Regions from separate parts of the Homo sapiens genome. Here regions 2 and 3 are each linked to region 1. The links are chromatin loops, found by intact Hi-C in ENCODE. Cell type or tissue: ovary. All regions are shown on one strand. Links, peaks and the distances in the headings refer to the core of each region. The heading gives the core; the rest is flanking DNA. Region 1 holds the start of PDZRN3 (PDZ domain containing ring finger 3). Region 2 overlaps LOC107986098 (a long non-coding RNA gene). Region 3 overlaps PDZRN3 (PDZ domain containing ring finger 3).

What was found. Peaks named below come from ENCODE experiments on the same cell type or tissue, not always from the same donor. Only the 100,000 strongest peaks of a DNase experiment are listed, where the experiment ranks them.
Region 2: a loop joins it to region 1, with 2.7 times the contacts of the local background. A loop is called at or near these places in 6 of 110 quality-filtered maps.
Region 3: it touches region 1 in a loop (2.0-fold over the local background); 5 of 110 quality-filtered maps call a loop at or near these places.

Annotation. Positions count from the first base shown.
Region 1 is chr3:73,622,852-73,633,107 of GRCh38, forward strand. PDZRN3 (PDZ domain containing ring finger 3) reads right to left here and starts at 2,090. Exons shown (of 10, transcript NM_015009.3): 1 at 1,252-2,090. The coding sequence starts at 1,974. PDZRN3-AS1 (PDZRN3 antisense RNA 1) reads left to right here and starts at 717. Exons shown (of 2, transcript NR_046681.1): 1 at 717-1,114; 2 at 2,561-5,048. RefSeq lists an enhancer at 1-23. In ovary, for the core only: no CTCF peak of the experiment used is centred there; DNase peaks (open chromatin) are centred at 1,310, 1,768, 2,160 and 2,600; H3K4me3 peaks cover 2,500 bases; H3K27ac peaks cover 2,500 bases.
Region 2 is chr3:73,097,328-73,107,583 of GRCh38, forward strand. The region is part of intron 1 of LOC107986098 (a long non-coding RNA gene); the gene reads left to right. Among named protein-coding and RNA genes, the nearest start is that of EBLN2, 41 kb to the left of the region's middle. In ovary, for the core only: a CTCF peak has its summit at 3,916 (motif pointing right); a DNase peak (open chromatin) is centred at 3,924.
Region 3 is chr3:73,545,906-73,556,161 of GRCh38, forward strand. All of the region lies in intron 3 of PDZRN3 (PDZ domain containing ring finger 3), which reads right to left. The region is part of intron 1 of LOC101927296 (a long non-coding RNA gene); the gene reads left to right. Among named protein-coding and RNA genes, the nearest start is that of PDZRN3-AS1, 73 kb to the right of the region's middle. In ovary, for the core only: no CTCF peak of the experiment used is centred there; no DNase peak of the experiment used is centred there.

The sequences.
Region 1 (10,256 bases), core at 941-3,440:
TAAACACTCAATAAATGGTCCTTGTGGTTGCACTGAGGAGCAACATGATAGTTTATAGAACGTGGGCTGGAAAGATGGGCACGCAAAGGTTCAACATGCAGCTTTGCACCCAAAAGCTGTGACCCAGGCATGAAACTGCCCCTTAATGAGCCTCAGTTTTTTCATCTACTAAGTGGGAAGGGTCACACCAACCTCACTTGATTAAAAAGGAAATGACTGGGAAGAATGCAGCACCCAGCCTGGAGCAAAGTAAACCCTCGCTCAAGGGGACCGCTCAGGTGGAGATGTTAAAAATAATTCTAGGTAACACTTGTTGAGCATTTATTTACTCTCTGCCAGGCACAGTACGAGGCCCTTCTACTAAACTCTCTCCCTGAAGCCTGACAAAAACCTTTCGCACTGAGGGAAACTGAGGGATCTGGGAATTAAGCCAGAAGCTCACCCAGCTGGTCAGCAAAAAGCCCAGATTTGAAAACAGTTTTAACTCCAGAGGACTCACACTTAATTATTACTTTATACTTGTTGGGGGCAGAGTGCTCCTTTAATTCTTTCTGAAATCCCTGGATGAATACCTCAGGGGTGCCTGGCTGTGTTTTTACTCTGTATACCACGTCTCTAGGGACCATAGTTTCCAACTTTAGAGAGGTTAAGCAGCTTGCTCAAGGTCAGCCAGCTAGTTGGCTGCAAAGCCCACGCTTGCATCCAGCTTTTACCCCAGAGGCCTCTCTTCTGATATCCTTCTTAACTTAATCTACACTGGCTGTGGGTTCCCTTTATTTTTTTTTCTGGAATCCTAGAGGATGCACGGATACAATTCACCCAATGTGTCCATCTCTCCTCTCCTAAGTGTCAGTCTATAGGTTTCTGACCTCTAGAGGGTAAGCAACTTGCCCGAGATCCCCTAGCTGGTCTGAGCAGCAAAGCCTTTGAACGCAGTTTTGACTCTGGAGCTGCATTCTTCATTCTTATCCTACACTTGCTTGTGAATTCTTTTTCGTCCTTCCAGAATCCCTGAAGCTGTACAGCTATACTTTACCGGTTACGTCTAGACTATAAAGGACCACAGTGTTCCACCTCAGGCAGGTTCAGCGACCTGCAAGTAGTGATACAGCTGGTAAGCAGTGGAAGAAGAGGGAGGAAGCAAGGATGTTCCCGGGAAGCTCGGGGCATCCCTGTACCCAAAGGGATGGGGCGGGGCCCTGGGTCCCCAGGGATCCTGGCTGGAGGTCGGGGCGGGCAGCAGGCGCCTACCTTGCCGCCGGGCGGCGCGGCCACGCAGCGGCTGAGCGAGTCGAGGCGCGCGCTGTATTCGGTGAATTTCTTCTGGTAGCGCAGCGCGGTCATCTGCAGCTCAAGCTGCGCCGCGGCCAGCTGGGCCACCAGCGACTTCTCGCGCTTCCCAGCGCGCAGCGCCTCCTTCTTGAGCGCCTTGTGCAGCGCGCCCAGGCGGGCCTGGAGCGCGCCGTTGTGCGCCCGCAGCGCTCGCGCGCAGCAGTGGCCGCCCGCGCGCTGCTCGCCGTGCGTCAAGGGTAGCCCGCAGCCCTCCTGGCAGCGGCCCACTGGCCGCGCGTCGCAGGCGTCGCGCATGTGCGCCTCCACGTCGCGCCGCAGCAGCACCTGGCCGCAACCCGCGTGGCGACAGCGCGCGGGCGCGAAGTCGCAGCGCTCGAGGTGCTCCGGCAGCTGCTGCAGCTTGACCACCCGGCCGCAGCCGCGCGTCGCGTACGCGCACTTGATGTCCAGCTTGAGGATAAGGCGCTTGAGCGGCAGGACGTGGTTGAGCTCTTTGGCCGACAGGCGACCGCGGCAGCGCGCCGGGCAGCTGCCCTCCTGCACCACCCAGGGCAGCACGCAGCCGGCGCAGAAGACGTGGCCGCACGGCGTGGTCAGCGGGTCCTCCAGGACCTTGTGGCACAGCGCGCACTTCAGGTCCGGGTCCACGTCGCCGTCGAAGCGGTCCAGCTCGAAGCCCATGGTGGCGGCCAGGCCCCGGGGTCGCCGCCGGGCGGCCGGGCGCCCCCTCCCTCCCCACGAGGCGGCCCAGACAGGCCGGCTACGCCGCCCGCGCGCTCGCTGGCTCTCCCCGGACTGAGCCTAATTGATCCAGACTTCCTCGGAAAATGCCCGAGGAACAGGACTCCTCCGGCCGTATTTGCGCGAGCGCGAGCGCACATACATCGTGCCTTGGATGCCTCCCGCCAGCCCCCCGAAAAAGGGAGGAGGCTGGAAGGCAGAAGCGCGTGGGAGGACACTGAGGCTCGCCAGAAGGGACGGGCCAGCCCAGGACGCCAGCCTGAATCTTCTCGGGAAACTCCTTTCTGTTCTCTTACAGTCTACGCTATAGGAGACAAAACGCCAGCCGAGAAAAGCTCGCTGAGTTTGGAGCTGAGGCTACTGCTTTCTCCCAAGGGTTCTCTTCGAGCCCCTTCCCGAACGGATCAAAACTTTTTTACTCCCTTCTCCCTCCCCCTTCCTCTAGTGGCTGATTGCAGAGGACTAAAAATATCTTGGGGCCCGCTATCTCAGCACTTACGGTCTTTATTTATTTATTTCATTCCAGGGAAAGTTACAGAGCCTGCGGGAAGCTCCGGCTGCAACTTCAGTTCTGACCAGAGGTTCTGTGAACCTTCAGGATTTAGCAGGTTTCCAGGACCGGTGGGTGAATCTACCCGGGGAAGTTTTGGTGGACAAGAGCTGCTCGCCAGCTGTCGGAGTGGGAGAGGCCAGCGTGCTGGCTCCATCCACTTCACCTAACACCTCTGAAGTGTCTGCCCTGCAGTGTGGCAAGCGTGGTGCTGAGCGCTTCTAAATCCGTCGCTTTAAAGATCATTAGTACAATGTTGTGAGAGGGTTAGCTCCATTTGAAAATTATTTTCCCGTGATTACAAAAGAAGCGATGCTGACTGCAGAAGTTAGAACTGGGAGAAGACTCATCACCCCCATGATCATGTCAACAACTGCCCTCCTTCAGTTTTGGTTTGTTTTGTGTGTACACTCTGTCATCTTTCCATTGAGGAAACTCAGGCTAGAAGAAGGATAAAAACAAAACAGAAAACAAAACAAAACAAAAGTGCCCTGTAGGGTCCTGTAGGTCAGTGTTTCTCACATTTTAATGTGGTTGCGGTTCTGATACAGTGGGTCTGGGGCGGGTTCTGAGAATCTCCATACTGAAAGCACTTCCAAGTGATGCCAATGCTGCTAGTCCATGCTGGTCCTTGGATTCCCACTTGATTGGAAAACCCTGGCGATCCATAGATCTGGACATTCATTCCCTGCAGTACAGCAAACCTGGCTGGGTAGGATTCAGCAACAGTCCTGAGCAATGGAGGAATATTTTTGGAATTCCAAACTGGGTGTAAAGTTCATAGCATCATCCATTGATTTTATTTTATTTTATTTTTACCTCCCAAGGCTATAGACATTCCTAAGAAACACGCAGTCAGCTTTTGGTGAGAGTGGAATCAAGCTATGGAATTCTCATTTGGAATCTGCTTCCAGTTTCTGAACAGTGAAGCGGGAGAGTTCTGAACAGTAAAGCAGGAGCTCTGTATTCAGCGAGACTCTGGGGCCTGGAAAGTGGGATTACAGCATCCATTTTGTCTAATTGCTTTCCTTCTTTCTTTTATGTGGCTGCTAAAGCCCCATGACCTTCACTATTTAACTGCTTCATCAGAGTGAAAGAATTGCCTTGATGTTCATAAGGATTACTTGTTTCACACTGACCTTTAAAAAGTTGTCACTCACTAGATTTTTCAGTGCATGGTTGAGGTCACTGGACAGTGTTCTTTAATCAGTTTTGGTGGCATTTGTTGCCTATTTGAGGTGGAGACTTTCTTTTAATTGCTTTAATCAATTAATGCATTGCTTTGATAGGATTCTGCATGGGGTGGAATATTATTGGCCTTTGTTCAGATAAGCTTGTGCCAGGGAATCCTCCATCAGTATATTCATTAAACTGCTCATGGGCTCTCAGATAATGGGTAGGAAACAAATTCTTTCACCAAAGGTGTGTGGGCTTGTCAGTTTCACAGAATGAGCTAGTGTCAACAGGGTGATAATCTTCAAACCAAACTGGTTTTGAGAAACAGAGAAGTTCTGTCCTACACCATAAATGTAAATTAGTGCTTACTTGGGGTGTACACTTTTTTGGAGATGTTCTACCACCCCTCGGGTGGTCTCCCAGATGGCAGATTGAGAGGTTGTTGCTGAAATGCTACAGCTGAGGCCACAGAGAAGCCATAGCCTACTGTGGATTGGCCTCTTTAGGCAAAAGGAAAGTCTGTGCCACTCCTCAATGGTTAATTTTAGTATCAAAATTCTTGGAGGTTAGAAAAAAAATCCTACAATGTCAGAGCTGGCAAGACTATTATTTCAGTCACCAAACTTAACAGGAGAAACGAGAGCCAAAAATATTAGGAAAAAGGAGTTGAGGGCAGAGTTACTCAACCTTGGTACTACTGACATTTTCATTCAAATAATTATTTGTTGTGGTGTGTGTGGGGGTGGGGGGTTGGTTATCGTCTGCATTGCAGGATATTTAGGAGCATCTCTGGCCACTATCCAATAGACATAGTAACAACCCCTTGTTGTGACAACCAGGTTGAGAACCACAGTTTTAAGGAAGCTTTCTGCTCATTACTGAAGTCAGGCAATGCTGTCAGCCCACATTTTCTGCTGGCTGTGGAACCACCTGGTGAATGCTGCACAGTGAGAGAGGGATGTTATTATAAATCGAAAACTCAAGGCACCATACCAATAAACATGAATAAAAACTGTAGGAAGATGAATGTTTGGTGTGGCAGGCCTCCTGAGAAAAGTAGCTGATTTTTCTGACATGGATTAGATACTTACTCAACCGTCCCAGAAACATCTGAGTGTTTATATATGGATGAATTCCTTGTGGACAGCTGGATTGGTCACTTTGCAAATTATTTTTGCGACTTCCACTACCTCTTGCTCTTACCCCTTCCTTTTATCATCTGATTCTGCACTTTCTAACCAAAATGTGGCCCCAAGCCTAATAAAAATACTATTTCTATATTCACCACGATCCCATTCTGATTTTAAACTCTGTTTTTAGTGTTCTTTCCATCAGCATGTTTAATCAGAAGTTGATAATAATATCTACCACTTTTTTGGGAACTGTTACTAGGTATCAGGCACTGTGCTCAGCACTTGACCTTCATTGTCTCATTAATCCTCACTGCACATAGAGAGGTAGATATGTTGTCCACCCTGTTTTACAGATGGAGAGACTGAGGTTTATAGAGGTTACATAAGATATCTAAGTAGGCGTAGGTACCTTATAAGGTTACATAAGGTATGCCTCCAGTCAGGGATGTCAACAGGAGAATTTCAGAACCCTCACTCTTAATCACCATAAGCATTATGCGTCTCCTCCATAAGCTCCAGCTCAGGAGGCACTCCCTTACAAATGATATGGATAAGAACTCCACCCCTCCATGTTTGCTGGTTATCAATCCTCAGCTGCTCGTAGGGTCTGGATAATTTGTGGCTTCAGTACTAGAAAAAACAAACAAAAAGAAAGTCAAGGGTTTTTACATTTGTTTTTTAAATTTTCTTCCCCAGGCGTACATATTTGTATTCTACTAGCTAAAATAGCACTATACAATTAGATAAGGATCTGCTTTTACCAAATGAAAGTACCACCAGAGCGTAATAAGGTACAGCAGTCATCCACAAAAACAAGTGTGAAACATTTCGGTCAGACTGCTTGCCTGTTAACATAGCCAATGTTAGCCATCCTGGAGCCTGACACATTCGTTTGGCCATGGGTTGAAAGGTAGGGAGAAGAGAAGGTAGTTCTCTATTCTGGAGACTTTTGAAGACTTTGGTAAGTCAGGATGAGTTATCACAGTAGGGACACTAGGCAGAAGAACAAGAATTGCGAAAATACTTCTTACAAATTTGAGCAAATTCTGGTCTGCAAAAGTCTGGCTCTCCTTTCCCAACTCTCCAGATGGGATTAGTTTCCACAGCCCCAAGCACATACCCTTGTATAACAATGATCACACTTGAAATGTCTTAATTTATCTAATAATTATTTAGTAGCTATTATATGCAAAGAAGAGGCTGTTCTTGCACTGGGGCTACAAAGGCTACCAAAAATAATAAGCAGTGTCCCTCCCCTCTTAAGCCTTCATTTCACGATAAGGAACAGCAGATATCAATAAATGAATAATAAATGAGATGATTATGGAATATGATAAGTTCCCTAATACAGTGCTGCTCAAAGTGTGGTCTGGGGACCAGAAACATGGGCATAACCTGGAAGCATGTTGAAAGTGCAGAATCTCAGGCCGCACCTTGGACCTACTGAATCAGAATCTGCCTTTTAGCAAGATCACCAAGTGATTTGTGTGCACTTAAAGTTTGAGAATCACTGCTGTCAACACCATAAAAGCAGCTTACATGCTGGAGAAAAATCAAAGGGGCCCATTTGAAATAGGGCTGTCTGGGGAGGGGAAGTGTGAGTTGTCGCTTGAAGGGTGAGACTGAGCCAGCAATAGCTGGGAGAAGAACAATCCAGGCAGAACAAGAGAAAGTGCTGAGGTTCGAAGCAAGCACATGGTCTATTTGAATTAGACAGAGTGTGCCTAGAACTTGGAGCAGAGTAAGCCGAGCGAAGAAGAATCAAACAAGGGTAAAAAGTAGGCGAGAACCAAATGGACACGGGCCTGCAGGACCTGTGGAGGAAAGAGATTGAATTGATTCTAGTGCTGATTGGCACTGAAGTATTTTGGGCAGCAGAGGAGCACAGCTTGATCAATGTCTAGTGTCCATGCCACATATTACACTCTATTATAGAGTAGGGCAATCGTGTTCACGTTCTGTCCCCCATGTTTAACACTTAGTAGAAACGTAATAAATATTGAACAAATAACTGTTCCCTCTTCCTGCTCCATGTAAGTTCCTGCTGCTCAGCTCTTAAGCGTGGGTTGGTACTACCAGCATGAGGTATATGTATCACAGTATGAGTTAAATAGGCCTCTGTGTCCTAGTTGGAGTACCTATCAACATTTAGAACATTGTTCCCATAACAAAATCAATTCAGAATTATGAACAGCCAACTCCCACATGAATAAGTAGATCACTATCTGGTTGCGAATTGGTAGGCTTTGTATAGACTATGCATGTGTATATATACATATAAATGTTCACATACATACCTATGTATTTATAAACATACATGTACGTGCATACATACATGCATGTGGAACAAAAAAATTGTTTAGCTGAGCATAACAGAACATCCAAATAACCATGGAATAAACTAGTTAGAAATTAATCTCTCTCTCAAGTGAAAAAATATGAGCCATTGTTAGCAGGCTGAGGCTGGTATAGTGGCTTCCAGGTCACCAGGGACTCAGGATTCTTTTCTCTTTCTGCTCCACCATCTGTAGGGCCTGGCGTCTATGCTCATTTCATGGAGCGAGATAGCTGCTGCACAGCCAACCATTCCAGGCAGAAAAATGGAGGAAGAAGGGGCAGGCCAACCTGATTAACCTAGGGGAAGTAGCTTAACTTAATCAGGTTGGCCTGCCCCTTCCTTCAGGAGCTTTTCTGGAAGCTCCACCCAACTACCTTCTCTTGCATCTCAGCAGCAACAGAATTTATGAAATGTACTCTTTTACAAAGGCACATTGCTTCCTGGAATATTAATAGGTTCTACCCTAAGATATCACTTTTTGCATCCACTATGACGACCTAAGACAAAAAGAGAGACAGTAACAAGTGTTGACAAGGATGCAGAGAAATTGGAATCCCCACATGTTGCTGTTGGGATTGTAAAATGGGGCAGCCACTTTGGAAAATAGTTTGGCAGTTCCTCAGAATGTTAAATATTGAGTGACCATATGACCTAGGAGTCCCTCTCATGGAGAGAACTGAAAACACATGTTCACCCCAAAACTCATACACAAATGTTCATAGCAGCATTATTCATAATAACCAAAAAGTTGAACCAATCCAAATATCCACCAACTGATGAATGTATAAACAAAAGGTTGTATATCCATGCAATAGAATACCATTCACCATAAAAAGAAATGAAGTACTGATTCATACTACAACATGGATTTATATTGAATACATTATTCTAAGTGAAAGAACAAATGAGAGACCACATGTTTATTATTCCATTTATATATAATATGTAGAGGTAGAAATTAGATTAGGGCTTAGCAAAAGCTTGGGGAAGGGGGAAATGGGGAATGACTGCTAATGGGTAGAGGTTTCTTCTTTGCACATGATGAAAATGTTCTAAAATTAATTGTGCCAATGGTTACCTAACTCTGTGAATATACTAAAAAACACTGAATTGTACTCTTTAAAACGGTGAATTTTGTGGCATATGAATTACATCTTGATAAAGCTATTCTAAAAGTGCAAAAATGGTAGTAGGGTTCTGTTAATAAGGAAGAAGGGGTTGATGGCTATTAGATACACAAGTGTCATTCTCCATTTGTCTAGATACATTCATAAGCTATTTTTGTTTTCAAAATTATTTGTATTAAAGTAGGGTTTATTTTCCTGTTCATGCTAAAGGCTGCATGTTTAAAGATTACTGAATTAAATTGCATTCAGACTCTTTTTGGCTGCAAGTTTCTGAAGCCCAATTCAAAGTGAATAGGAATTTTTAAAATGGAAAGAATAGGCCACATCATTAAAAAGTCCAGGAAGTAAAGTGACTTCAGGCATGGCTGCATCCAGGTGCTCACATGAACACATTAAGAATCTGCTCTGCTTTCCCTTGGGTTAGCTTCCTTCTCAGGCACTCTCCCCACATGGTTATACACCTTCTGCAGTCCATATTTGCATCTCACTACCTTATCATCCCTAGCACAAAGAGCACTGTTTTCCTAATAGTTCCAATAAGTGTTCAAGGCATGACTCCTGACCTGCCTTAGGTTATCTGCCAACTCCTGAGCCAGGGAGTGGAAACATTCTCACCCAGACCACAGGAAATGAAGGTAAGGGAATGAGGGGTTTCCCACAAAGAGATGCCAGAAAGACAAAAAAAGTATGTCCACTATAGTCTTATTACAAGAGTCATCAGTAGTCATCACCCTCTTCCTTCAGCTAAATCACATGAAAGGTACAGTTTCTGAAGTGGAACTTAAAGTTTGAAAGTGTAAAAGATATCTGTAATGTTGGTCAGTGTTGCATCCCCAGGACCAGGGATGTTGTTTGGCTCCTACCGGCCGCTCAATAAACGTGTTGATTGGCTTTGTAATTTACCCATATATTTCCTGGTCCTAACACACTTTTTGGTTCTTAAACCTCAGAGATACTTGGTTATTCCTAAGGTGAAAAAAATCAAGCCATGACATCTGAAGAGTATAACTTATGATTACATGAATTCCTCTGTCAAAAATAAGACAACTTAATCATCACAAATGCATGGGAAGTTATAAAATCATAAAAATACATATATATACATACAGGCATACGTATATGTACACATACATAGAAATACACACAAGCACTAATTTCATTAATAACTAATTTGGAAAAGCTGCTTTTCCAATATTTAAGTATCAATTTACAGTATGTTCCTTAACATAAACAAGCTCTTTAAAGTCCTTGCAGCTCAAGCCTGTGATCTAGGAACTCATTAATTTTAATTTTTCTCCTGGCACCTTCTACTGCACTCTCATTTACTCGGTCTGTAAAATTATGATAATAATAATCCATGTTTAGGTAGCATACAGTAATAATTGTTAATTAACTAATTTTTATATGTAGAACCCCCTGAAGATTTTACACAAGTGCTGAGTATTATTATTTTAGGGTGGTGGTACAGATTCAACTTTCTGTTTTCAAGTGAGACAGGTCACACTCAAATATTGCATTCTCTTCAGGAATGGAATATTATAAACTGCTTCCATGGGCCATCCCATTGCTGACTGATTTGACATGTGAAACCCTGCAGTATGATAGCACTTTCTCTTGATGCCTAGAGCCTCAAATACCCAGAACTGTGTTCAGTGTTTCATCCAAGGGGGCCTCTTTACAGTAAAATATAAACTGCTTTGGCAGGGACATCAGCTGACACAGACCTGAACACAGATGATGCAGTGTTGCAGCTCTCAAAACTAGTGACTTCCGGAGAGCCTCCTGCCCATAATACATAGCACACAATGCTTTCATTTAAATGTCATTTGATTGTACTAAAAAATTAGGCTTGCCCTTTGTTTTGTTTTGTTTTTCTGTTGCTGTTTTTTTTTTTAATC
Region 2 (10,256 bases), core at 2,763-5,262, 520 kb before region 1:
TGCAGTAGGGAAGGGGAAGGGTAATTATTTCTGCTCTTCAGGTGGAGGAGAAGAGGAGAAAGGCGGGCTCATCTGGTCCTCCTGGGATACAAGTCCCACGACCTCTGGGCCGTCTCCAGGCTGAAAGTCTGAGAGAAGCTCTTTCAGCTGGGCAGGCAGCAGAGGGGAGCTTTGTGTCCTCCCAAGGTCCTGGAAAGTTGATTGATTCTTGCTTGTTAGTTCACCTTCTTTCTCTTAACTGCATTAGGCAGAAATAAAAACTAGCCTTATGCTTGGGAAACATAAAGTAAGAATGTCTCTTTCTGAGAACCCAAAAATACTAGTAGTAGATGAATAAGTTGTGGGAATTACTTTCTGAATATGAAACATTATGATTTTTGTTTTTGCATTTAGCCACTTTAAATTATTTTTAAAAATAAGTTTGAGTATAAATGAATTATATATATGTACACACACACACACACATAACATACACATATAGATTATCTGTCAATCAGTCATGTAATTTAGAGTCAGGGAGACCTAGGATTAAGTCTTCACTTTGCCACTAACTAGCTGAGTGCTCTTGGGCAAGTTACTTAACCTTTCTATGTCTTAGTTCTCATAAATTTAAAATTGAGACCAATAAAATCGATTTCAGAGGGGTGCTGGGGCAGACTGTATTTTCCAATGATGGCTGCAGTACTGTCTCCCCTCCCACATGTTCTTCATATAATGTGACCTTGACAGTCCTGCCATCAAGAGGTGGGGTTCATGTCCCCTCCCCTTGAATGTGGCCTTGGCTGTGGTATGGCAGAGTGATGCTGAGTGGCTTCTGAGGCTAGATCATTAAAAGGCCATGTGCTTTCTCCTGGGATGCTCACTCCTGGACCCCAGCTGCCATGTTGTGAGGAAGCCCAAGCCAACATGTGTCAAAAGACCTCAGGGAGTGACATCCCCACTGCAGTTCCCAGCTGACAGCCAGCATCAACATCACACCCGTGATGAAGACACCTGCAGGCGATCCTGGTCCCTAGCCCTCAGTTGCCCCAGCCTTGGCATTGCCAGGCTGAGGCCCCAGGTACTGTGGAACAGAGATGAGCTGTCCCTACTCTGCTGGACAAGAATTCCTGACCCATAGAATCTGTGAGCATGAGAAAATGGTGGGTTTTTTTGGCCAGGAAATTTGGGGTAATTTACTACATAGTGATAGTAACTGGAACGATTACTATGATAAGAGAGATAATGTATCTAATGTGCCTAATTGTCACACATTTGTCTACTATTAGTCACACAATGTCTACTATTATAGTGGGAGATTTTGCCGCAAACAAGTAGGCAAAAATGTAATAGGAATGTAGAAAGTTTCAATAACATCAGCAATAAGCTTGACTTACAGGGCATTTGTGGAATTCTGTACTCAACAGTTAGCAAAGACACATCCTTATTGATATTCAGGAAACAGTTGTAAAACTGGACCATTACCAAGCCATAAAACAAGACTCAATGAACCCCAAATTACTGATATCATAGTTCATTCTGTCACTCCACAAATTGTTCTTGAGGCTTGGTATGGTCCAGGCACCCAAGGAATAGCAATGAGCCAAAGAGATCAAGTTCTCTACCTCCTGTCATCTTCATTCTAGAGGGAGACAGAAGACAAGCATCAAAGTGGGTAAATACCTAATGTTAGGTGGCAATTACTATTACAGAGACAAAAACTAGAGCAGGGTAGAGAAAACAGGAAGTGCTGGGTCAGGCTGCAATTAGATATGAGGTGATTGGGAAGGCCTCTCAAAGGGTGACATGTGAGCAGAGATTGGAAGGAAGGGAAGGAGTGAGCCGCTCAGGCTTCTATTTTATTCCATGCAAATCCACCCTTGTTTTTCTCTTTATCTTCCATTCTGGTGGTGTTTTCCATTCTCTGAAGTTTGAAATATGTGTAGGTGAATCAGTAGTTCCCAAACCTGGCTGTGACTTAGACTTGCTTGGGGGTATTTGTTTTAAAAATACAGACACCTGGGCTCCACCGTCAGCTTTGGAGGGTGACCTCCTTGGAATCTACGTTTCAGCACGCTGGGTGGGCCTAATTCTGATGGGTAACCAAGTCCCAGAACTGTTGGTCCAATCTCCCTTTTCTGTTTTAATTTATTCCTTTGCTTGAAATGGAGTAAGTTACCCTAAGACCATAGGACAGCGGTTCTCAGCAGATGGTCCCTGGCCTAGGAGCATCAACGTCACCTGGGAAGCGACTGGAAAGAGCACACCTCAGATCCCACCACAGACCTATGCAATCAGAAACTAACAAGCCCTCCTGGTGATGCTGCTGCCTGCTGAAATTTAAGAACCACAGCGATGCACTGAGTATTTGGTTCTCTCTATTTAGTTCTTTAATTCAATTGGAGTTCCATTTGTGGTGTGCTCTAAGTCATTCACTTCTCCCAGTTGCTAGGAAACATTTACTGAATGTTTCTTCTCATTCCAGAGAGTTTGAAAGAATTTATTGAGCATGTATTGTAGGCTAGGCTGGCCTAGTTATAGGGGCTACAAAGACATGTCCATGCCTTACAAAGTTCAAAACCTAGGGCAAATAGGACTGATGTATGAGTGCTAAAATATGCCACGAGCCATGAGCTATGTTCCAGTGAAAGCTGACAACACAGCTCAAAGGGGAAATCAAGGTGGGAGGGAGGGAAAGGCTCCACGGAGGCACATCTGGGACCCACCTGGCAAGAGCTGGGTCCTCTTCTTACCAGACTCATGACACCCAGGTGTAGAAAGGACATCCCAGTCTCCCCTCCCTGTCAAACAACGTGGCTCCCTTGAAGTAGCAAGTGCTGACTATTTGGGGTGTGTCCTCTTGTTCATACAGATAACTTAGAAACCTTGCTGGCCACTTACAGGGTGTCTGACATGGAACTGTACAACTTTTCTGTGTGGTTTTTTCTCACTCAGTATACCTGGCCATCCCTCCAGGCCCGGCGTCGAGGCTTACACACCGTCTTTCCCATCCTGGGCCCATTCCGTGGTGTGGAATGCCGTCACCCTCTCAACTGTCCTCCCATGGACGGGCTTCAGCCTTGTGTCTGGGTTTTGGCCATTTATGGTGAACAAGGGGTAATCTCCATAGGGCAGGAGGGAGGGGGGTTGGAAAGAGCTGTTCAGAAGAGGACAAGAAGGAAAGTCGGGGACTTTTCAATTTAGCAGCAGAAAATCCACTTTTATCAAGAATGACGGGAAGACATTGTTTCTAGCAGGCAACGTCTACAACTAAACGTATGGTTGAAAGGAGTGAGCTTGATGGGGTCTTGCTAGTGATCTCATTTTGGGCCTCATTGGCCCACCCTCCCACCCCTGTATTCGAGTGACCGGGGACCCCCCTCTGCACCCCGGGGAAAGCGTCCGCCTGCTGCCCTCTGTCCCAGGCTTGGCGGCACCCCAGCCCCAGCTTTCTGCCTCAAGCCTCAACTTCCCTGAATTCTCAGCCCGGTGGATTTCCAGGGAAATCACCTCTGTGCAGTTTCATTAATTTGCGCCAAGGCCATCAAAGGGGGTTGTGTAAGAAATGTTGGCAGCCCATGGAGGCTCTGGGAGCTTCAGATCCGGCCTTCTTAGCAACAGGAAGCCCTTTCTTGCTCAGCATAAACAAGCCCAAACACTCCCCCACCGCCCATTCCCCTCAAGGTGCCAGTTTGCTTTGAAATCCACAGCAAAGGATTTCGAGGTGTGGCCTCATTTTGGCAAAAGCCTTAATTCTCATTATCTTAAGAGTCTGCACTCCCACCTCCCATGTATAACTTAATAAAAGTCACATGTGGCAGGGGATTATCTTTCATTCAGTGGAGTAAAAAAGGTCGTCGTGTGTCCCCATTGTCCCTGGTAAAGTAGCAGGCACTCAGGAGGGGGCTGATGTGGATACTGGAGTTGCAGTTTAGGCAATGTCCAGCAGAGGGAGCACGATGCTTTGAGAACAACCTGGCTCCTGGCTGTTCTGAAAGAGGAGTCTCTTTGCTACCAACCCCATGCATGTAGGAGTTGTCTTCTCTGCATGTGCAGCAGCTAATAAAAGAAATCCAAAGTTTTCTTGCTGGGAATTTGAGAATTCAAGGATAGATACATCCAACAATGGTTAAATTCTGTAAAAATTAATCCTGCTGGTCAGCTTGTGGGAGTGGCCCTAGTTGGCTGTAATCATTGGTATTTAAATCTGTAAGTGGACGGTGGAGAGAGGCTTGTTTCCTGCCTTAATGAGTAAGTCAGAACCTGCCTCGGAGGCCCTGTTAATTGTTAAAAACTGATCTTTGAGCAGGGTTGTAAAGAAGAAGAAGAACGGCTTTTTTTTTTTTTTTTTGAGATGGAGTCTCGCTCTGTCTCCCAGGCTGGAGTGCAAAGGAACCATCTTGGCTCACTGCAACCTCCGCCTCCTGGGTTCAAGTGATTCTTGTGTCTCAGCCTCCCAAGTAGCTGGGATTACAGGCACCCACCACCACACCTGTTGGATTTTTGGTCCCCAGAACCTGTTTGATAATTATCTTCAACTGTCTACAGCAGCCATAAAGAGACCTGTGGTGTACCTGTTCCGGGTAGAATTATGGATTTGGAAGCCTAGGGAAGAACTGAATGTGGCACTGGTTCATGAAAAGGCCAGATTTCCTCTGGAAAGACCTCTGTTCCCTGTTGTTCTGCACAAAACACTTCCTGCAGCTGGCACTGGGATTGGGGCATGACAGGCATCATCTTGCTTAATCTTCATGACCATCTAGTGAGGTGGGAGCTTTGATCATACTCATTTTAAAAATAAGGAGCTAGCTTAAAGTCGTTAAATATTTACCCAAGGTCATATAATGGCAGAGCTGGAATGTGAACCCAGGTCCATGTGACTCCATTCATTCATCCTTTCATTCATCAAACATATATTGTGGGCTCCTTGTCCCAGGTAGTGTGCTAGGCAATGGGGAATAAGAAATAAGAAAGACAAGATCCCAGTCCTCACAGAGTCTTCATCCTAGGAAGGGATGGTGGACTCAGAGCAGGTAAAGTAAAAACCAAGATGCTTTTGATGGGTGCTCTAAGGAGAATAAAGAGGGTGATTTGACAGACAGTGTGGGGGTGCTGCAGGGAAGAAGGACGGCTTTTTTTTTTTTTTTTTTTTGAGATAGAGTCTCGCTCTGTCTCCTAGGCTGGAGTGCAAAGGAGACATCTTGGCTCACTGCAACCTCCGCCTCCTGGGTTCAAGTGATTCTTGTGTCTCAGCCTCCCAAGTAACTGGGATTACAGGCACCCGCCACCACACCCGGTGAATTTTTGTATTTTTTAGTAGAGACGGGGTTTCACCATGTTGGCTAGGCTGGTCTCAAACTTGTGACCTCAGATGATCTGCCTGCCTCCGCTTCTCAAAGTGTTGGGATTACAGGCGTGAGCCACCATGCCTGGCCAGAAGGACTGCTTTAAATAGGATGTTTGGTGAAGGCGTCATGGAGATGGGACAGATGAATGAGACCTGAGGATGAGAAGTCTCCATCCATGGAAAGATGTGGAAATAGCAGTCCAGGTGGAGGGCCCAGCCCATGCAAAGGTCCCGAGGTGGGGCAGGCCGGGCAAGGCAGGATAAGAGATTGGAGGGCTGCTGAGGCTGGGGCATGGTGGATGAGGATGGGTGAGATGGGCTGGGCCTCATTGACTCTGTGCCCCTCTCCACTCTACCATGGGCTCCCCTGAAAAGTGTATGTGACAGAGTCCAGCTTCCTCGGACATATGTGCTGCTGTCACATGCAAGACGAGCCCATGGCTGGATTCCAGCTCATTTCACCTTTTTTTTTTTAAACATTTAATTCATCCTCGCTGGCCTCCCTCACTCCCAAAGGAAGACCCAGCTGCCAATTCCCTCTTTATTCTAATCTCTCTCCGGGTCCCTCCATCTGCTTTGGACCAGGGTAGAAACTGCCATCTTCACCCCTGCCAAATAAAGCCATACATCTTGTTTAGCCCCACTGGCACTCAGATGCTAAACCTTCAGATCAAGGGCAGGCCAGGCCTTGGGATGACCACATTGTTGAGGAAAAGGGAATTCAGCCACGCTGAGGTTGAAGAAAAACTGCAGTGGTGCATGTGTGAGGATGGCACTGTTGTGGTGTCCACAAAGGGAGGGAGAACAAGACAACCCCGATGTCCATAGATGGAGGCTGGAGAGCCAAAGTTTGATCCCTTAATGTCATGGAACAATAAGCAGCCATTAAAATAATGACACAGAGCCGCAAGCATTGACCTGAAGTGATGTCCACCATGTATGGCTAAGAGGAAAAAGCAGTCTGGAAAAAAGACTGTGTCGTGTGGGTCTGCATTCGAAAAGGCAATAGCTCTATGCTTGTGAATGCGAGTGCCTGGACCCAAGTTGCAAAGGACACACAGCAAGGCATGTGCAGTTATTATTCTGGGTGGTGGCATTTGGGTGATTCTAAGAGATTCATTCTCTTGCTTGTAACTCTTCAGTGGGGCCCATTGTTCTAAGGATGAAGCCTCGCGGACCACACAAGATATGCTGATGAGGCCTCATGTTGTCTGACCCATGCCTGCCTTGCCAACCTGAGTTGCTCCCTCTCTCTCTGGTCCGACAGGCCATCTCTCCTTTCCTCCAGCCTCGGTCCTGGTAGTCTGAGGACCTTTGCACAGGCTCTTTCCTCCACCGGGAAGCCTCTTCCCTGACAGCCCACTTTCCCTTTGCTGCCTCTCCTTCTGTTTTTTTTTTTTTTTTGAGACAGAGTCTTACTCTGTCACCCAGGCTAGAGTACAGTGGCACAATCTCGGCTCACTACAACCTCTGCCTCCCAGGTTCAAGTGATTCTTCTGCTTCAGCCTCCTGAGTAGCTGGGACTACGGGCATTTGCTACCACGCCCGGCTAATTTTTTGTATTTTTAGTAGAGACGGGGTTTCACCATGTTGGCCAGGCTGGTCTCGAACTCCTGACCTTGTGATCCGCCTGCCTCGGCCTCCCGTAGTGCTGGGATTACAGGCGTGAGCCACTGCACCTGGCTGCCTCTCCTTTTATCAGCTCAGTCTTCACTTCTTTAGAGAACCTGCCCTGACTCCCCAAGGCCAGACTCTCCCAGCCCCAAATGTCTCTCCTGGAGGTCCCCGACCCCATTGAGATGAAATGCCCAGTCCTTCTCCCCTGCCCAGTTCTCAGTTCCAAGAAGGCAGGGACGATGCCAGTCTCCCTCCTCTGTTTCTGCTGTGTGTGCCACCAAACAGCAGCACAGAGCTTTACTGAGTGAATGACATGAATACCTTTCTAGATGGCCTGCATTGTGTGTGTGTGTGTGTGTGTGTGTGTGTGTGTGTGTGTGTGTGTGTGAGATGGAGTCTCACTCTGCTGCCCAGGCTGGAGTGCAGTGGGGCGATCTTGGCTCACTGCAGCCTCCACCTCCCGAGCTCAAGCAAATCCTCCCACTTCAGCCTCCCAAGTAGCTGGGATTACAGGTGCCTGCCACCATGCCCGGCTAATTTTTGTAATTGTAGTAGAGATGGGGTTTCACCATGTTGGCCAGGCTGGTCCTGAACTCCTGACCTCAAGTGATCCACCTGCCAAAGTGCTGGGATTACAGGTGTGAGCCACTGCACCTGGCCTGGCCTGCATTTTTATAACTAGCATTTATCCCTCCTTTGAGGGAAAAAACCAAAAATATTTTTTCTGGCAATGCATGATCATTGCAAGAATGTAAAATAATCCAGAGGATGTTAAATTATCCCTATTATATCTTTTTTTTTTTTTTTTTTTTTTTGGGAATCAGGACACTAAAGCAGAAAAAGGAAAGAAGTGAAGGCAAGACATTTCCATATCTTCTTTTTTCTTGAAAGCTGCGGTGTGGTGGAATGTGGCTCTGGAGTCAAACTATCTAAAGTCAATCAATCCTGGTCCAGCACTGCTCTCCACCAGCTGTGTGATTTTGGGCAAAAGGCTTTAACTCTCTGAGTCTCAATTCATATCTATTAGGTGGAGACACTCATGCCTGCCTAGGGTTATTGTGAAGACTCAGTAAGATAATACACATAAAATGCTTAACAAAAGACCAGTGCATAATAAGCATTTAATAATGAATATTTGCACAACCATCCGCCTATCTCTGTCTGGCTAATACAGAACCCAGAGTCAATCATTTTGACAGTTCCATGTAAGCAGGGACATCATCTGTTTTGCTCCCTACCATAATGCCAGTCGTAGGATGGTGCCTAGCACATAATAAAAGTTCAATAAGTATGTTTTGAATACATTTGAAGACACTGATGAATTTCTTAAGATCCTAGACAGCATTACTCATTTTTCTTTTCTTTTTCTTTTTTCTTGAGACGGAGTCTCGCTCTGTTGCCCAGGCTGGAGTGCAGTGGCACAATCTCGGCTCACTGCAAGCTCCGCCTCCCGGATTCATGTGATTCTCCTGCCTCAGCCTCCCGAGTAGCTGGGACTACAGGTGCCTGCCATCACGCCTGGCTAATTACTCATTTTTCTGAGATGGCAGAATTGGAAAAAAATCACGAACACATCTTTTCTCCTGTTTATTTTATTTTATTATTTATTTATTTATTTGAGATTTGAGATTTATTTATCTTGCTCTGCCACCGAGGCTGGAGTGCAGTGGTGCAATCTTGGCTCACTGCAACCTTCACCTCCTGGGTTCAAGTGATGTTTCTGCTTCAGCCTCCCGAGTAGCTGGGATTACAGGCCCTTGCCACTATGCCCAGCTAATTTTTTTTTGTATTTTTAGTAGAGATGGGGTTTCACCATGTTGGCCAGGCTGGTGTTGAACTCCCGACCTCAGGTGATCCGCCTGCCTTGGCTTCCCAAAGTGCTGGGATTACAGGTGTGAGCCACCATGGCTGGCCTATTTTATTTTATTTTATTTTTGGAGACAGAGTCTTGCTCTGTGACCCAGGCTGGAGTGCAGTAGTGCAATCTCGGCTCACTGCAACCTCTGCCTCCCGGGTTCAAGCAATTCTCCTGCCTCAGCTTCCCCAATAGCTGAGATTACAGGCGCACACCACCATGCCCAGCTAATTTTTGTATTTTTAGTAGAGATGGGGTTTTGCCATGTTGACCAGGCTGGTCTTGAACTCCAGTGATCTGCCCGCCTCGGCCTCCCAAAGTGCTGGGATTACAGGCGTGAGCCACCACGCTCAGCCCCTATCTGTTGTTTCTATCTACATATCTGGAGACCATCCAAAGGGAATCTATATCCAGGGGAAATCTTCTAGGGAAAAAAGGAAGAGCAGGCATATAGGTAGAGGGCTCCCACCAGAATGATGAATCCACACTTGCTGCTCAGTCCGTATCCAGTTAGGCTTTAAAAGGGACAGTTGGTTCTAAACTTTTTCCTTTTTATCAGGAACAGCCCATTGTCCTTTTCTTTGTGTTTCAGACAGAGGTAAGGTCGTATCTCTTACATTTCCAAAAATGTGCTCAGTGGACGAGGGTTGGCAAGATGTTGTAATCAACCGATTAATTTTTTTTTTTTTTTTGAGGCAAAGTCTCACTTTGTCGCCCAAGCTGGAGTGCAGTGGTGCAATCTTGGCTCACTGCAACCTCCACCTCCCAGGTTCAAGCGGTTCTCCTGCCTCAGCCTCCGGAGTAGCTGGGTCTACAGGCATGCACCACCATGCCCGGCTAATGTTCGTAGTTTTAGTAGAGATGGGGTTTCACTATGTTGGCCAGGCTGGTCTCGAACTCCTGACTTCACGATCCACCTGCCTCGGCCTCCCAAAGTGCTGGGATTACAGGTATGAGCCACCACGCCCCACCCCGATTAAGTTGTTTTTAAAAATGTAACACACATCTAACATGGACTGAATATGTGCTAAGTGGTGTAAGGCCTTGTATTTGCTGTATCTGCGTTAACTCAGCTGGTCCTCATAAGGTCCCCCTGAACTTGTTCAGTTTTCATATTCATCTATCAATGAAGAAACTGAAGTACAGAGAGGGTGACTAACTTCCCTGCGGTCACACAGCCAGTGGCTGAGTCAGGATATGAACCCAGATGCTGGTTCCAGAGCTCGCATTTAACTGCTGGGCTCTGCTGCCTCTTAAATAAGTTTGGAGTTTGTGACAGCCTGAGTTGGACACACTTAAGCAGGGTTTTGTGCTGCAGGATCTCTCAGAGCCTTTAATATGCAAATGTGCACTGTGACTCTCCAAAAGGTGGGTCAAGGAAACACCGTTTCTCAACTTCAGTTGTCCACCATGCCCTTTTCCCAGACATTCCTAGTAACATCTTCAGGAACTAATGCT
Region 3 (10,256 bases), core at 7,727-10,226, 70 kb before region 1:
TCGGAGGATCTTTTATTTTTTTAACAAAGCTAAAAGGCCCAGGTCACCATCCGGCTCTGCCACTCCCTTTTACTGCTAAAATACAAATAAGCTCCATCCACAAGAACAGTAGCTGCCTGAGGGCAGGGGCCTCCTGTGTCTTGGACTTGGGCCTCCTGTGTCTTATTCTGTATACTGTGTCCGCAGTATACAGAATAAGGCCCAGCACAGGGTAGGCACTCAATATATGTTGAATAAATGAGCAAATCAATGAATGAATAACTCTGGGTGAAATTCACTGGAGGAAGTTTAGCTTCTGTTTCTCCACCTGGCATGATACCACAGGCGACCCAGTGAGGGTATTAAAAGGAAGATGTGTGTAGTGCCTCATTATCTGTAAACCAGTATTACTGGAGAGTACGGACCTGTTGGAGGCAACACAAAACGAAGACAATCTCACCACCACATTGCATCAAATGATCGTCACTGTCTATAAGGGAAATTTCAAAGCCACTTGAAAGTACTTTTGGGATGGACTCACAGCTGTCTGTCCTTAGATCATAAAAGTACTGGCTTGTTCATTTTGAGAAATAAATGTAACCAAATAAGCCCAGCATACTTGTGCCATGCCCATTCATCAGTGAGGAAACAGCTTCAATACAAGCTTTTTTGTAATGGCTTCCCCTGCCATGGGATTTCAGGTGAAGCTCAGATTTCAAGGTTCTGCAATACGTAATTCAGATGGCTTTCCAACTTGTCTAAAACATTTTATAGTTGCCCTGAAATATTTCAAAAATTCTGCTGAGAATGATTCTCCCATTTACATATAACACAAAATGTGTATGGTAAAATTTAAATGCAGTGTCTTCACGCTGAAGCTGAGCAATGACTTTATCAAATTCTGTATCCTGGAAGATGAAGCGTGTTTCTGAAGATGAATGCTTGGAGGTGATATAATTTGTAAGTGAGCGGATGATTTTTTATTACACCGTATGCATCCACATGAAGAAATAAAACTCTGGAAAAAGCCTGAGTTCAGCAGCTGGAAGATGAGGTGAGAACTCCCAGGTCCAGCTCTACTCCCAACTACATGCCTATGCATTTCCATGTACCCAGGTTCTGCCTCTGAAAGGCACAGCACCATTCTGAATCAAGGAAACAAGCCAGGACGTGCAAAGATGAGGGCAGAATTCCTTCCACCCCACTCACGACAACAGCCCAAGTAAGGAATACTAAGCTCTTGAATGGCTTTCCATAATTCATCATCCTAGGATAGAGGAGAAAAAATACCCCACAACCTCTCCCTAGCCGAACTCTGGAAACAGGTTGACTCATTTCATTTCTGTGGTTTTTCAGAGTAAAAGCTCTGGAATCTTCATGGCAGTAGATAGTTGTTTTCTTTAAAGCTTATAAGCCTTTCTTGATGAAGAAAAACTAAACACTCAAAAGTATCATTAAGTGACAGCAGCACCAACAATACCACCATGAAACCTGGTATAGTTGTGGGTGCCTCTGTCATGGTCCCAGTGAAAAGATAGAAGTCCCTGATGCATAGGCAGTCCCTTGGTAAGAATCTGGCCTGGAAAGTCTTGGAGATACAGTGCAGTGGCCTGCAAGCGGGTAGATGAGCGGCACTGCTTAAAGGAGCTCCTCCTCGAGGTTCTGGTCCAGGTGTGGCCATCTGGCCCTATCAGCTCTCTGCTCACAGGACAGAGAGAAGAGGCTCAGCTGGAAATAACTACATAGAGTCAAGTGGCTGCCTCCAAGAGATGCTGTGAGCCCAAACTCACTGTCACGTGGGGTGTAAGTGGGATTAGTGCCTACTTCCATGGCTCCAGAAAAAGGGTAAAGACAGTCATTTCTGTTTTTGCTGAAGCTAAGTCCACTGCAGACTCAGACCAGAGATGGGTCAGGCCAGAGCCAGAGTCAACTCTGAAGCTTGCTTTTATTTACTCTTGGCAAGTCCCAACTTCCTGGTTCTAAGAAGAATGAAGCGGGGGAGGGTTAAAAGTCTTATAAAAAGGCTCCAAAGGCTTCTTGGACACCAAAGAGCTCTTACAAAACTACATTTTGATGAGCTACATGTAAATGAATCAGAAACATATGGATTTCATTTCCTTCATAATACACAGGGGTTTCAGAACGAAGAGGTTGTGGAGTGCTTGCTGAGATAAGTCTGGGCTCTGTGAAAATGTTAAAGCGGGGGAAGCTTCAGACATATGCTGAACCTAAATTAAGACTAGGCCAACAACCCCGCGCCCACACCCCTTCCTCTATGGGGCTTTGATATCCACCAGCTAACCTTAGGTGCTACGTAGAGAGAGAGCAAGCACTACATACCCAAATGTGACAGGCGCTTGGGGTCTGTGGCTTTCTCTGATGATGTTTGAGGATTTGGAAGTTTCTTGTAACCAGCTCCAAAACATTGAATATTTTGCTGGCTGCTGGGAGTTACGAAGCAGAAGATACAGACGTTTTATTTCCCCAGATTCCACTAAAGGGGATGCAGGCAGCATGTCCCTGAGAGGTGAACACTCTGTATGCTGAAGCAAAGGAGGGATCCTACTTTAGAGCACTCACTAATTTGAGGCTTTTTGAAGCACACACCCTGGAGCTTCGACTGTCTTGCGGAGAGCTCAACCTAGTTGACTTCCCTGGGATGTGGGCTGGAGAGGGAGTGGGCAGACATCCATATTGTAAGATTGGTAATCTTGGCCTCTGCCTTTTCACACAAGCATTTATTAAGCTAATGAATTATGAGGGGGCAATAAAGAAGCTAGTAGTAAATGAGGTTTCTGCAGGGAGCTGCTTGATAGGGTCAATCACTCAACACCTGTTTTAGTTAAAAATTAAATGGATTGTTTTAATTTTATGTCAGAAAGCCAGTGTGTCTGAGTCAAGAAAATAGATTGTCGCCAAAGAAAGAAAAAGATAAAACAAAAAGCAGGACAACAGATGCTGGTGAAGACATAAGGAAAAATGGAAAACAGACAAGTGTTACAAAGGCAGTCATGAGAACTGATGAGAAAGAACTTTAAAACAGCTGGAAAAGAGAGAAAATGGTGCAGAAAATGGCACCTGCCCCATGCAAGGCACAAAGCTGGTTGTTAGGAAGAACATCAAACATCACAAAAGCCATTTTCTTTTGATAGGTCAAATGGTTGGTGGCATATCTCTTCTCGCCTCTGAACACAACTACAATCACTTTCTGTTGATAATAATGTTAAGCTTAATTATACAGAGGCTGCACTTGAACGTTTCCTTCCTTATAGCTAAGCGATGCCATTATTTTTCATTTAATTGCAGAATAACGAGTGCTCTGTTCATGAAGTCCAGGAATTGCTAATATAACAATGGTGAATGCAGTGGCAGTGCACGACTTCAATTTTCATGATTACTATTCATTAGCGGTCTGTCAAATGGATAGAATAGGCTCTTTTCTTCTCTACCAGCTAGCAAAGGGCACTGTACCCGAGAGAAGTTGCATGGCAGGAAGAGTGAATCAAGCTGCCCTGTCTGCTGCAGGCTTAGGTTCAAAGTCCAACCCTGCAAGCCCAAATCCCAAGTCTTTGGACACAGAACAGCTGCTTATACAAGTTCACACTTCTATAAAATCAGGTGAGGACAAATGGACGATGATGCAGCAAGTACACTCCTGGTAATCGGCAAAGGTGGCATCCTTTGTTGCCAAACATTTCATAAAGGGTTTTTCACTCAAAGACGGAGAGAAGGGTTTGGAAAAGGAAATGGAACTAGAAGTCCCAAGAATCGGAGAAAGAGAAATGTAGGGCGTGAATTTAAATAAGAAATGGATATGTCTCATCACAGGCAGTACATTCTACTGTTAAACTGCCCTCTTTAGGGGATCAAGTACCATGTTTGTCTGAGTCACCTTCGTACTTCTGTGCCATATTTCATGCTGCCCAGGGAATTATTCACATCTTAAGCTACGTATCTCAGTAGAGCTGTACAATCCATAGGTAATTTGCTAACCTTAGTAACAATTCTATAGATCCTTGTAGCATTTTTTATTTAAAAAACCAACTTCTCACCTGCCTCTAATCCATGTCCTTTCAGATCCTGGGCCCTGGCTGCCTGTTAGTGCAGATGCTGCCTTAGCAAACAGAGGGTATGGTCCAACTTGCCTATGAACCGGGAAGCATAATATTTTAATATTTGTGCCTTAAGCAGTTGTTTTACTTAAAAGCACAGGAAATCCTGTCTTTTTTCTTGTTATAAAATCTTACAAAGCTACTGGAAAGATCTCCGCAGGCCAGTGGTTTTCAAAGTGGGTTCCCAGAACTAGCAACAGCTGAATCATCCGGGAACTGGTTAGAAATGCAAAGTCTCGCCGCCACCCCTCAACCCCCCAGACCTAATGAACCAGAAATTCTGGGGTGTGGCCCAGTGGCCTGCGTTTTAACAGGCCCTTTAGGTCATTCTGCTTCACGTTCAAGTTTGAGAATGGACACTCTAAGGCACTGGTTCTCAATCCTGGCTGCACATTATAATCACCTGGAGGGTTGTTTTTAAAAACAATCAATACCTGGTCTTACCCTAGACCAATTAAACCAGAAATCTCTAAGGCAGGGCCCAGGAATCAGTCTTTATTTAAAAGCCCCCCACCTGATTTGACTGCAAAGGCAAAATTGAAAACCACTGTTGTAAGCAGACCTGCCCTGTGCAGCTTCAAGCCAAATCTCACAGCAGCAGACATTGCCAATAACTGCAAGTAGTTACCCCAAAGCAACTTACTATTATTGATTAAATGCTGGTTTCTAAAAAATGAAGGCACACCTGTATATGGTGACGTCTACCCAAAGATGTCCTGGTCTAATATCAGGTTTGTGAATTATAAAGAAATAGAAGTGCCAATGATCAGGGTAAGGAAAGGATGAATAAACTGAAACAGAAGCACAACCAAAACAAAACAAAAACACGCTGTTTCAGGAATCAGCAGATTTGTTGGAACAAGGGTCATACAGACAGCAATACTCTGAAGTGTCTCTGCCCTGGAGAAGCAGAATGTTGCAAAATGTTCTTTTTCTTTTAAATGTTTATAATGAGAGTTATCAGAAAGAAAACTAGCTAAAACTGAACAGTGCAGAATAACGCTGGATGCTTTCAGGGAACACCTTGTGTTTGAAATTGTAAAAACTGTGATGTCATTCATTTAAATTTGAGTGAAACAAGATCACTTGGAACAAGTAAACCAGCTAAACATCCCTGTATGTGCAGGGCCAAAGGTGTAATATTGCCAATTTTTAATTTAGGTTTAATTTTGTCACTCCTGTTGTGGCTTATTAAGAAAATGTATTTTTTTGAGAGGTGGATACTGCAGTCTGTAGGGGAAAATGACACACTGTCTTGGATGAGCTTTGAAATACTTTGGTATAGAAAGAAGAAAAGGAGGGAACCAAGAAAAGTCAATGTAGCAAAAAATCATCAGCTCTGTCAAATGAAAGTAATGGCTATCATTGTTTAATGTTCCTTTTGCATCATTTGAAACTTACGGAGGCCAGGAGTGGTGACTCACACCTGTAATCCTAGCACTTTGGGAGGCTGAGGTGGGAGGATCGCTTGAGCCCAGGAGTTTGAGACTGGCCTAGGCCACACAGTGAGACCTCGTCTCTACAAAAAATAAAAAAATTAGCTGGGCATGGTGGCATTGGCATGTGCCTGTGGTCCCAGCTATTTGGGAGGCTAATGGGGGAGAATCATCTGAGCCTGGGACGTCAAGGCTGCAGCGAACTGTGATTGCACCACTGCACTCCAGCCTGGGCAACAGAGTGAGACCCTGTTTCAAAAAAAAAAAAAAAAAAAAGGAAAAAAAGAAACATATAATTATTTCCCCACTTCTAATATTAGAAGCCTACAGAGAAAATCCTAAAAGTGCTAAAGGGTCATATTTTTGAGATGCTACCTTCTTGAAGCAGTAGACTAAGCCTATGTTTATACCTGCATGTGATTTTATTTATTTTTCATAGCAACACAAAGGCCATTATCCTTCCCCTGTTGTACCTGTGAAAAGCCTGAGGTCTGGAGAAGGTCAGTAATTCTCAATGCCACACTGCTAGGCAGTGGCTGAGCTGAAATACCCATGCCTGTCCAAGTGACTGATTCCTATGACCTTCCATCCCCCTTCACTGCCTTTCCTTCTTTGTGGACAGTCCTAAGTTTAGGGTCAGCACTACAAAGCGAAACACTCCAATCACCTGGGGCACATTCCTTTTCTCACTCCTTCCCACGTCCTCGTCTTCTATCCTCCCAGTTACTCATCTCAGTACCTCAGTTTCCCCACCTAAATGTTGCCTCTTAGGTTTCACGTGGGAATTAAAGGAGTGTGTGTGTGTGTGTGTGTGTGTGTGTGTGTGTACCCAAACACCTTAGAACAGTCCCTGGGAGATAGCATTATATACATAATCACTATTATACTTCTACCCTAGTAACTTTCTCACCACTCAAAACTTTCTCCTTCATGAAGTGTCTTCATGATTAACTTTAAATGGATAATAACTGGACTAAGCAGCAGATTCACTGAGGAGTTTACACAATTATCTCATTCATTCCTCATGACCCTGTAAAATTAGGGTGTTTTCTTCTCTGGAAGAAATACAAAATACAAAGAACATATGTTTATGGTGTGTATGAGGTTTTTGCGCATGTGAGTGTGTGTGTCCACAGTAGCTTTCAAAAGAACAGTCATTCTTATCAACTAGATTCTGCAGAACTTAAGAGAAATGTGATTAAAACATTACTGACAAGGCATCGCTATTTATGTTAGTGAATTCTAACTGGACCTATCCAGATGTATGTTTACGGATTATTTGCCCAAGAAGAACAGGTGCTAGTCCTTGGAAGAAGTATGATTAATAAACACTGTTTAGGATTTGAGATGCCCAAATAGGTATTTGGAAAACAGATCTTCAGAAGGAAGGTAAATATTTCTATTAGAGTATAAACAACACAGTCCTACCGAGCACAGTTGCTCAGTGTGATGACTCATCATGCAGCTTCAGCCTACTTGAGACTCACTAAGGATCACACAATAATAAACACAACCTACTACGTGCTCACCACGGTGGCTGATTCCCTGGTGAGGAGAGGAGTATCAGGTGACTCTAGTCCAGATAATTGAAAGAGAGAAAGCTAACATATAAAATGGAATAATTAAAGGTTAAAGTAGAGACTACAAGGAAGGGAAAGTGTTTTGAAAATGTAAGACATTTCATGTTTGACTCAAGGTAAGCGGACATGTCTTAACTTCAGAAATAGCCTGTAAAAATGCACCAATATGGGAAGGTCATGCACCAAGTTCAGAATAGTGCTTACGCTTCTGATAATTAACACGGTTGACACAATGATCTCATTTATTCCTCCTGATTCTATGAGGTAAGACCTATTATCGGCCAGGTGTGGTGGCTCACACCTGTAATCCCAGCACTTTGGGAGGCCGAGGCGGGTGGATCACCTGAGGTCAGGAGTTCGAGACCAGCCTGACCAACATGGTGAAACCCCATCTCTACTAAAAAATACAAAAAATTAGCCGGGCGTGGTGGCACATGCCTGTAATCCCAGCTACTCGGGAGGCTGAGGCAGGAGAATCGCTTGAACCCGGGAGGCAGAGGTTGCAGTGAGCCGAGATGGCACCATTGCACTCCAGCCTGGGTGTGACAGAGTAAGACTCCATCTAAAAAAAAAAAAAAAGAACTATTATCCCCATTTCAGAGACAAGGAAACTAAAGGGCAGCAAAGCAAAGTAGCCCAGACCCAGTACTTGAACTCAAGCCCTCTAATGTCACAGTGTATATCCTTAAGAATTCCGTGGTGTGACTTCAGAACACGCAGGAAGAAATGTCAATACAGGCTGGAGGAGTAGGCCAAGGTGACAGGGAGTACCTTATCCCTACTTCAGCTCTGGCAAAGTAGTGGCGGCATCTGGATAGGTGAGGAAGGCATGGACAGGGTGACAGGAGATGCTGGAATACGCATGGCACACACATGACCAGGAAGTTCATGCTGGCCAGAGCCACAACGGGCATAAGGACTCATGGAAACAAGAATGAGAAAGAATGGGGCTGGAAGGAAGAAACTGACAACTGTATACAACTATCTCACTGGCAGCTGGAGGTACAAAGTAGAGGCCCATGAGGCCTGGATATCTGGGCATGACCAGCACAGAGCTGCTGAGTGAAGGTTATATGCAGCCTGAGATGGAGAATAGAGGGCCAAGGGCTGATGTGGAGAATGGCCACCACTTAGGTCAGAAGAAAGGCCTGGTGAAGGGGAACGTGTATTTTTACAATCTTATATATACCCATGAGGTTCCACCTGGATTCAAATCCAGTATGCAGCTTACGAGGTGTGACATTGGCCAAGTCACAAAATTTCTCTGCGCCTCATTTTACTCAAATATAAAAAGAGAATAAGAAGGTATATAAGAATATCTCACAGGATTGTTGAGAGAAGACACACACACACACACACACACACACACACACTCCCAAGATGAGAACAAGGCCAGACACAGATAAGTGCTCTGTAAGTGTCCGCTTGCTGCTGTCATCATCGTCATCGACATCATCATCATCATCACTCTTCACAGAAGCATGGGCCACAGCGTTGTTTGCAACAGTGAAAAATCAGAAACAAACCATAATGTACGTTCAAAGGGAAATGGCCAAGGAAATAAATATCTATACCATGGACTGTCACACTGCAGTTTTCAAAACTGAGGTAAAGACTTCCATATCCCAACTTAGAAAGGTCTCCAAGACATAAAGGTAAGAGAAAAAAAATAAGCCAAATTCCACAATTTTCATCCACACTCACTGGCAGTGAATATGCTCTTTCACACAAATATTCTCAGTGTCTTGGTAATTTATCCGTAAAATGAGTTATGAGAAGTTACTGTCCATGATGATCAAACTACCAGATTCTTAAAACGTGTTGCTTTTACATCATGCCAAATGGGTGAACCAGAACAATTCTGTTCTAGGTGACTTTTGGAGAGTATGTCTAATAACAATTAGATTTTTCTCTTACATTTTTCCACATGATAAGGTCTGAGCCCAAGCCCTCAGTGGCAGGGAAGGGACCAGATTCCAACAGGCCTGACTGGCTGTCGCCTATTTTAATCACCAGACAAAGCAGATAAGTTGCAGGGGGGATAGAAAAATTAAACATGTCCGTTTTTGCTTTTCAGAGGCAATTAGGGGATTTATAGCCAATGTGTTGTTATTTTTTGAATCAGAGCCAGTAATTTTTTTTTTCTTTCAGAGAGGATGATTATACCATAATCACTGACATTTTTAAGGAACATTTTGGAGCCACAACTTTGTTTCCCTAGAACAAGCACTAGTTACTAAAACTTGCCATGTCACTTGGGACGAGGAAGAAAATTTGAGTGTGAGGCCCTGGGGAAGCTCTCGGAAGAAACACCTTTGTTCTCAAAGTAAAACAACAAATAAAACAGCTGCAATGATTATTGAAATGCAGAGCCAAACTCTGAATCCACAAACCTGTAGGGAGAATCCTAATTTGCAGAGATTCCTGCAGTCCAGGATGTTTAGAAAGAATCCAACTCTCTGAAGTAATTAAAACTTTCCCACTGACATTTTGTTAAAAGTATTATTCTCTTTGGTATACCCTTTCCTTATGGAAAATAAGGGTTGTCTTCAGGCTTGCTCCAGTATGATGACCTCCAATTCCACATTGCTTGAGTCTCAATCAACGGCATGTGTACCAAGTCCTATACTTTGGGGAGGTAACACTGACAGAAAATATACCCAGTGAATTTAACAGCAGGAGAAGAGAAAACTCTAGGAAAAGATCGAAGTTCAGGATTTGAACTTTGGAGAGGTGAAAGGAAAGTCAATGGTAACCTTGGTTTTCTATTTCTGAATTGAAATCAGCTATTTAAAATGTAGAAAAATAAAAAGAATAGGCTTAAACACAAGATTATCTATAGCTGGAAATACCTCTTCCTTCCACATCCTTATTGTTCTTACACACATAAATTCAATTGTAACTCCAGTACTTAATACATGCAGAGTACTGTGCTAATCACTGAAGAGGGTGATTCAGAAAAGGCAATAATTACAAAATATGCTTAAGGATTCATAAGAGAAAATTCCTAGAAATGCTCCCCACCTCCCAATTTTCTTTCCTCAATTCACCACTGACTGAGAAATCCTCTTAACTTTCAATATCTTCATCATAAAATGAACATAATAATTGCCAACACACTCTTCCCTCTTTGAAATTTTTCTAGTGGC